Linked DNA regions of Homo sapiens: region 2 is linked to region 1. Evidence: chromatin contacts called from ENCODE Hi-C data. All regions are on one chromosome and are shown on one strand. Each heading gives the region's core, a stretch centred on a gene start or an enhancer-like site at or near the end of the contact. The rest is flanking DNA. Distances are from core to core; before and after follow the strand shown. Region 1 has its middle 93 kb from the start of ADTRP. Region 2 has its middle 50 kb from the start of TMEM170B.

Region 1 (4,013 bases), core at 527-3,026:
CAGACAATGGTTACGGCAATGTTTTTCAGACCTCAATGGAAGTGCAAAGGAAATTTCAGTATTTCGAAACTGATTTAGTTGTACAATTGAGGAACTTCTTGCAATGTAATGACCTGTTAACAGGCAAATATAAGGGAAGAGTCTAGTAAAATTCCATAAATACCTTCTAAGCAATGAATACACTCAAATAAAAATCCATGCTCCTGAATTTCATGTTAATATTTGGTGATGCCTATCTGTATAAAAATGTAGTTTCAAATATTAGATTAAATGTATAAAAGTTCATTAAAGATCAAAATGACAGATGATATTAGCAAACAACTTTAATGATAGAAAACACTAATTTTGAACCTGAATTAAGTGAAATGTTATCCCCCCAAAAAATTCCTTTTCCTCATTAGTATTACAAAAAAAGTACTCAATTAGTAGTATTATATTTTAAGTTTCATCAACAAAAATTTTGTAAAAATTTGTGTTATCTTCTGTAATATAAGTACCTATATAACATCATTAATTTTGCTTCTTGAAGTGAAAAGTCTAAAATATTTACTATCTGTACCTTTACAGGGAGAGTTTGGTAAATCCTGACATAGATTAAGTAACATTTTCATGGGTAGTCCATCTATTTCATTTCCAAGGACACTGTGGTCAGCAATGACCACTGTAAGTCAAAAACTTTCTAATTATCACTTTGTCTCTCCTGTACTTTTCTGTAAATGCATTTCATCTTTCTTTGGTAGTAAAAACTACCAAATGACCTATGTCACTCTGGGATCTCATATTCCCACCAAAATATCAATGTGGAATCCTCACCGTCATTTGAGGCCTACAGATGACAGCCACCATATAGCTAACATGCAAGAATGCTGATGCTCTCTTCACCAGTGAATTTCTCAATTGTGAAGGAAGCATCTTTGGGCCACCTTGGGATGTGGAGAGTAGAGGCAGGGTGTTCAGGGAACACATTATAAATGTGCTTCAACATTGTTGTATTCCTAAGACTCCAGATTCCTTCACATTTTGCCAAGGAAGTTCAGGCATGTCAATCTCATTAAACATAAGCCATGGTTGAGTCAATCTATCAACCAGGCAAACTGCTAGAGCCACATCTAGCTTCACGAGATAAAATATTAAATCCGGGGTTTCTGGTAAGTGCACTCACATCAATAAGTTCAATAAAATCCAGTCCACTTGTTATATTTCATTCTCCTTGGTCTAATACCCTTGGAATAAACTCCCACACATATTTTTTTCAGGATTCTACCACTAAAATTAGCATAATCTTACAACTGTTTTAGCATGTAAGTTATTTCCTCCTGGGTCAGACTTTGTACTTGCCCTTAGGGAACATGCTGAGATCGGGCCCTTATTATGGGTATAGTGAGAAAAGGAATGGTCAGAATGGGTTGATGAGAAGACGTATTTCATGGCAAGGCAACTGCCCCATTATTAAAGTTTATTCAAGAAGCAGAAGGCTGGTCTCTCCAGGTATGTGAGGATAGGCATCTTCTGCTGGCAAAGGAGGTCAGATGACTCAGGGGTTCAGAATTCTGAGCTTGCTATGAATCCATCCTGATGTCATTCTTTCGAGTCTAAGGGTCATTATCTTTTCTAGTTGATACCCAACCTTCACTTGAGAAACTTGAGAGTCTATAAATTCAAATTCAACTTTCAACTCTGAAATCTGTGCAATTAACTTTTGTGTCTTATTTTCAGCAAACAAGAGAAAGAAATGATATTCTTTCAGGACTGGCCTGGAAGCTTCTTAATTATCTATGACTCAAGCTCAGAACTTAAAGAAGCAGGCTTTTTTTTTTCTTTCTTTCTTTTTTCCTTATGCAAGTGCTTTAGGGCATTCAGAGGGAGCCATTCCATACTATCACCCGTGTAGTCATCGTAGCTGCTGCAGTAGTCAAATGCAGAGGACATTTGGTTCTTCCAAGGCTCTTGCTTTAGTAAGCACTTGAAAAGCAACCACAGGTAATAGTTTTATAAACTGTGATGTCACTGCATGCCACTGGTTACTGGAATTCCATTTGCCATTAGCAGGAAGTTCAGCACTGCATTCAAGATGAGGGACCCAGCCAAAGCAAACCCACAATTCCATTGTTGATGTTTGGTCCTACTGATTTGGGTTCTAGACCCCCAAGGAAAGGATAGCCACCTGCTAGTGTTTCTGAGGGGGTATGAATATTGGAAAACTACAACTGGAATCTTCTGCTACTTCCCTAACCATCCCTGCCAAAGTAAAGGAGTGAGGCTGGGCGATGATGACAGCAACGGTACGCAAACAAGAAGAGTGAGTGCCTTCTTCTTCTCCAGCCATCTGGTCTTCCTCCACCCACCACTATTAGAGGAGGCACACCTGGGGCCAGGCACAGTGGCTCATGCCTGTAATCCCAGCACTTTGGGAGGCTGAGGTGGGCGGATCACTTGAGGTCAGGAGTTTGAGACCAGCCTGGCCAACATGGTGAAACTCCATCTCTACCAAAAATACCATCTCTACTAAAAATACAAAAATTAGCCAGGGTTGTTGGTGGGTGCCTGTAATCCCAGCGACTCAGGAGGCTGAGGTGGGAGTACAGGAGATTCGCTTGGACCTGGGAGGCAGAGGTTGCAGTGAGCCAAGATTGCACCACTGCACTCCAGCCTGGGTGCAGTGAGACTCTGTCTCAAAAAAAAAAGAAAAAAGGAAAGAAAAGGAAAGACACACTTGGAGGGAGCTGGTAAAGCAGAAATGGGATTTGCAAAGTCAGCCCCAGAATCACAAAGCCAAGTATAGAAGCATGAGTTTGAGTTTGATACCGAGAGAATAGCTTAATAACTGGCTCACTAATAAAGTGCACTAGGATGAAGTTTTAGCCACTTTTTCATTTAGTACACTTGTAAGACATGGTTAGAGTCTGGGCTGTAATTAAGGATATAGGAGAGGACATATATTTTCCCTTGAAAAGAAAATATTATTGGTTTCCCTATGAAATGTTTCTTTTTAACGTAGTCTCTGTGGAGTCACTCATTTACACTGTGAGCATTATTTATTAGCTCACGGATTTATAGAATACAAGTCAGGATGCACCTTCTAGGTTTATGGTGTTTGCTGCTGGGGGATTCTGTAGAATGGGAAAGAAACCTCATTTAAGCTAAGTTATGTTTTCAGCTGTGCCAGTAGCCAATTTATTTGAAGTTGGCTAGAGTCTTAGTCAATTTTCTTTTGCCACAGTCCATTATTTATCAACAGAGGTCTGTGTTAAAGAGAGAAAGAGATGAAAGAAAGAAAAAGAAAGAGAGAGGAACATACATTTAAAAATATATAAACACTTCATCGCGGCTCCTTGATCCATTTTCACAATCTCCCAGGGATTTGGGGAGAGGGAAGGAAGTGTGAGTCCCTTGCTTTAGGCACTGATTATATAAGGTGAGATTAATTTTCCCACATCGTGTATGGAATCCATCTCCTTGCTTGGCAGTCATAGTTCTGCCTCACTTAAATCTATTTGCATCTAGCTAAGCCCACAGAGGAGGGTGTAGCTTAGAATAGAATTTTGCCTTTCCAATGCTTCTTTGGGAACTTTTCAGGATGATGATAAAGGAAATAATATGGTTAGCTTCAAACGTGCTCATAATTCTTCTGCAACAAAAATTGAAAGCGAGGGGTTGAGAGAAAGGAAGAGACCTGGCTATCTTCTGGGTCATGCTGGAATGCGCTGTTGGTTTTCAAAGTGTGAGGAGTGTTTCAAGATAGTAGGGATCAGGGACAGGCCAAATGGACCCTGTGATGGGGGCCTCTGTTATCCTTCACTGCAGTTAATTAATAGCCTAAGGGAGAAGATAAAGGAGAAGAGAAATGCTTTAGAAAATAAATAAATAAAACGTGGGTACAGGGTCAAGTAGTGCTCTCGCTGTAGAAGGAGATGATTATTGTAATTAGCAGCAATGCATATGGATCGTGCCAATTTGTGAAAGCTGTGAGGGTGTCGTATTTCTTCTATTCTCTCCTCCTACAATCCTCTGCT
Region 2 (4,335 bases), core at 8-2,507, 99 kb before region 1:
ATCTATCCTGTCTGCTCTTAATTTTCTATGATTCATTGTCACTAGGCATTCTTCTTTTGGACAATTTTATGAATATTTTTCAGGCTCAGAAAGTTCTGGGGACTGATTGGCAAAATGTAATTGCATCAGGTGGTTTTCTTGTAAAGCAAGAGTTCCGTCACTAGATGGTGCAGTGGTTCTATTTTATTTTTCTCCTTGCTTTTGCCTTGGACATTACCTATGAACTGAAATTAACTGATTGTTACTTTTGGATTCATTTCCATATGATACATTTAATGTTTTTTTTCCAAAAGAAATGCACACCAGAAAATTAAATATGAGAAAAATTAAGGTTTCTTCATGTCATCACTAGCCAATGTAACTTTCCAAAGAATTATTAAGATAGGTTGTTTGCAAATTAGAAACAACCTATCAGGATTGTTTGCAAATTAGAAAATCACTTTAGTTTATGATTTTTGTAAGTCATTAATCTAGACTTTGATTTATATATTTTTCTTAAATTCCAACTCAATGCATAATGGTTTTATCTAATTTATTTATTTTACCTAGTGTATTTTATTTATTATTTAGAGAGAGTCACACTGTGTTTGGTGCCCAGGCTGGTCTCCGACTCCTAGCCTCAAGCAATCCTCCTGCCTCAGCCTCTCAAATAGCTAGGATTACAGATGCAAGCCTTGATATCTTAGTATCTAATTTAGTAGTCTACGCTTTCTTAGTGACATTTAGTTATACAGTTGGTCAACTTGGGGTTACGCACACATAGTGCAATCTGCCTTGTGTCATGAGACTCGGTTTTAAATTCCTGCTCTACCACTTAGTAATTGAACTTGTCCAAGTCATTTAACTTCTGCAACAGTCAGTTCTCACATTAGTAAAATGGAATGACATCTCATGTTGCACGCAGTGAGTGCTTAGAAAATAACCTTTGTCCCATTGCCCTCTTTCAATGTATTGTCTGCACATAGAGGGATGATGTCCTTCCAGCCTTTGCTAGAAGTTTTGGTAATAAGTTCAGGCACTTCTGTTTCAAAGACAGAGCCAGATTCTGTCCTGACAGAGAACAGTGCATTTTTAGGGAGGATTTGTTTTAGATTTAAACTGTCCCGTTGAACCCCGCACTGCTTTTGCAACAAAGCCTGCTGAGGGAAATTTTAGAAACATACCTCAGTGGGAAAGAGCCTAGTTAGAAAGCAGGATGAATAAACTTGCTCAGCTAGCAAATTCCTCGCATTCTCTAAACCAAATATGTACAAGATGAGGAAGCCAAGGCGGCCAGCATAAATGAATCCTGAAAGATGGCCGGGACTTGCCCATCAGCTGTGCACATAGTCACCAACCACTGCAGATCCTGTTGCTAATGAGCTGCTCTGCTTTGTTTACTATGCTACAGAGACAAACTATTTAGTTCAAACTCAGAGAGGGAGGGTTGGTCTTTTCAGCTCCAGAGTTCTGGTTGTAAAAGCGCGAGTTTTGTTTTCCCATAGTGTGGCCTACAGCAGCCATGGGGACACACGTGCCCCTGCACTCAGGGTCTTCAATCAGGACTGAACTTCAGACACCAGATGGCACATGCCTGTAATCTCAGCACTTTGGGAGACCGAGGCAGGCGGATCACTTGAGGTCAGGAGGTCGAGACCAGCTTGGCCAACATGGTGAGACACCCTCTCTATTAAAAATACAAAAAAATTAGCCGGGCATGTTGGCGGGCACATGTAATCCCAGCTACTTGGGAGGCTGAGGAAGGAGAATCGCTTGAACCCGGGAGATGGAAGTTGCAGTAAGCCGAGATGGTACCACTGCACTCCAGCCTGGGCAACAGAGTGAGACTCTGTTGCCAAAAAAGAAAAAAAAAAGAGGACCAAACAGATTTTCATAAAACTACACTTGGCTTACTTTTCGTGGGAATTGGTGTTGGTGGGTGACTCCAAAATGTGTTAAAAGAAGATGCTTGTGCTATCTTTGATGTGGAAAATAGGAGAAGGTACAGAGATGAGTGGGAGATGTAGGGTTGAGGAAACTACAATTTTGAGAGACTCATGACTTTTTTTTTTCTTTAAGTTCCGGGATACATGTGCAGAACGTGCATGTTTGTTACATAGGTATACGTGTGCCATGGTGGTTTGCTGCACCTATTTATTCATCCTCTAGATTCCCTTCCCTTGCCCCCCACCCACCAGCAGGTCCTGGTGTATGTCGTTCCCCTCCCTGTGTCCATGTGTTCTCATTATTCAACTCCCACTTATGAGTGAGAACATGTGGTGTTTGGGTTTCTGTTCCTGTGTTACTTTGCTGTGGGTGATGGCTTCCAGCTTCATCATGTCCCTGCAAAGGACATGATCTCATTCCTTTTTATGGCTGCATAGTATTCCATGGTGTATATGTACCACATTTTCTTTATCCAGTCTATCATTGATGGGCATTTGGGTTGGTTCCATGTCTTTGCTATTGTAAATAGTGCTGCAGTAAACATATGTGCATGTGTCTTTATAGTAGAATGATTTATATTTCTTTGGATATATACCCAGTATTGGGATTGCTGGGTCAAATGGTATTTCTGGTTCTAGATCCTTGAGGAATCACCACACTGTCTTCCACAATGGTGGAACTAATTTACATTCCCATCAATAGCGTAAAAGCATTTCTATTTCTTGAGACTCGTGACTTTTGAAAGCCCTGTGCATGTTACCTGAGAGGGGATGATATGAGACCTGGGTCTTCTCCCAGGTTCTGACCCTTTGTGCCCATGAGACCTCACATTAGACTTAATCTCTCTATGCCAATTTCTTCTTCAGTAAACCTGAAAACACATCAACTCTTTTTGCTTTCTCGTAAATGCAAGTTGAAACTTTTAACAGGACAGCATCAGTATAGACCTGTTATTCTCAGACTTTCCTAGGCCAGGACCAGTTTGGCTCCAAGCGTTTGACACTTAACATGTCCATGTAGTTCTGAGCCTTAGTCTACGTCCAGATTCATTTGAAACTTGTTTAACTTGGAGGATTTTTTGCAAGGTGAATGAGAAGGGAAGAAAATTTCAAATCTAAACTCTAACTTCTGTTTTTTTTCCCTTTTTTGCAATTCAACAAGGCAGAGGTATTATTCCAATTTTGCTGATCCAGAAACTGAGGCATACAGGTTACATGTCTTGGCCAACATCATACACAAACATATGTGTTCATATATGCACATGCAAGAATATATACACACACAGTGTCTTGATCTAAATTCAGCTTTTCACATAACTTCTGGCTTTTTTTTTTTTAAGACAGAGTTTCGCTCTTGTTGCCCAGGCTGGAATGCAATGGCGCGATCTTGGCTCACTGCAACCTCTGCCTCCCAGGTTCAAGTGATTCTCCTGCCTCAGCCTCCCAAGTAGCTGGGATTACAGGTGCCCACCACCATGCCTGGCCAATTTTTGTGTTTTTAGTAGAGATGGGGTTTCACCGTGTTGGCCAGGCTGGTCTCAAACTCCTGACCTCAGGTGATCCACCTGCCTCGGCCTCCCAAAGTGCTGGGATTACAGGCATGGGCCACTGTGCCTGGCCTGTTTTTCATTTTTTACAAGTGCCTGGAGGATATATGTAAAGCCTATATTACTGATAGGGTCATCATTGTAATAATGTTGGAATTCAACTTTTACTCTCAAACCATTTTCACATCTATAATGTCATTTTGTCCTCACAATCTGTTCTTATTTGAGGGAAAGGTAAAATGCTTTTAATAAATGAAGAAAGCCATTTACTTGGTTAAACAAAGGTCTCTTATGGGACCTGGACAGCTGTTTGAACAGATGTGCATGTGAAGAGCAGAACAGAGGTGGCCATAGCAGCCTAATTGCCTGGACTCAGGTAATCCCTAGAGGCCCAAAGGGATCCCCTTGGAAACTGGTCACTTCCTGGGTAACCCATGACTAGCTCATTTTCCTGCCACAAGGCTTTGGCTTATGACTTTTAAGAGACAGGACGTACAAAGGCCCAAATGTTCACTTGAGATCTTATTGAGGGGTTAAGTCCCGTTTGCTTCCATCAGGAATACCTTGTGAGGGAGCTCTTCAGTCATAAGAGTTACACACCCAGGTCACTCGAATGCTGATAGGATACAACTGCCACAATGCTTCATTAATATTTTTCAACTTTTACTTTAACTAAGCAGACTATTTCTGTCACAAATAAAGCAGCATGCTTCTCAGACTCTTGTTCCACCTTAACTAGTTCAATGCACACCACCAATTATCTGGACAGGAAAAGTTGCCAAATCAAAGCAAAATATGAAGGCCCGCTGGACATTTTGAGTTCAAAAAGGATGAAAGAAAACAGTACTTTTGGGATTATTGAT

The links. Hi-C counts contacts between places; a loop is a spot of excess contacts on that map. Pooled maps may share reads with other maps.
Region 2: a map of PC-3 shows a loop between it and region 1 (2.5-fold over the local background). The contact joins two enhancer-like sites. A Hi-C loop is called at or near these places in 3 of 168 maps with a recorded cell type or tissue (OCI-LY7, PC-3 and endothelial cell of umbilical vein) and 5 of 50 pooled maps.

The regions. Positions count from the first base shown.
Region 1 is chr6:11,684,020-11,688,032 of GRCh38, forward strand. No RefSeq gene overlaps it. Among named protein-coding and RNA genes, the nearest start is that of ADTRP, 93 kb to the right of the region's middle. Within about 2 kb of position 1,777, at least 3 of the 41 ENCODE cell types and tissues checked have a DNase peak (open chromatin) inside an H3K27ac peak, as active enhancers do.
Region 2 is chr6:11,585,459-11,589,793 of GRCh38, forward strand. No RefSeq gene overlaps it. Among named protein-coding and RNA genes, the nearest start is that of TMEM170B, 50 kb to the left of the region's middle. Within about 2 kb of position 1,258, at least 2 of the 41 ENCODE cell types and tissues checked have a DNase peak (open chromatin) inside an H3K27ac peak, as active enhancers do.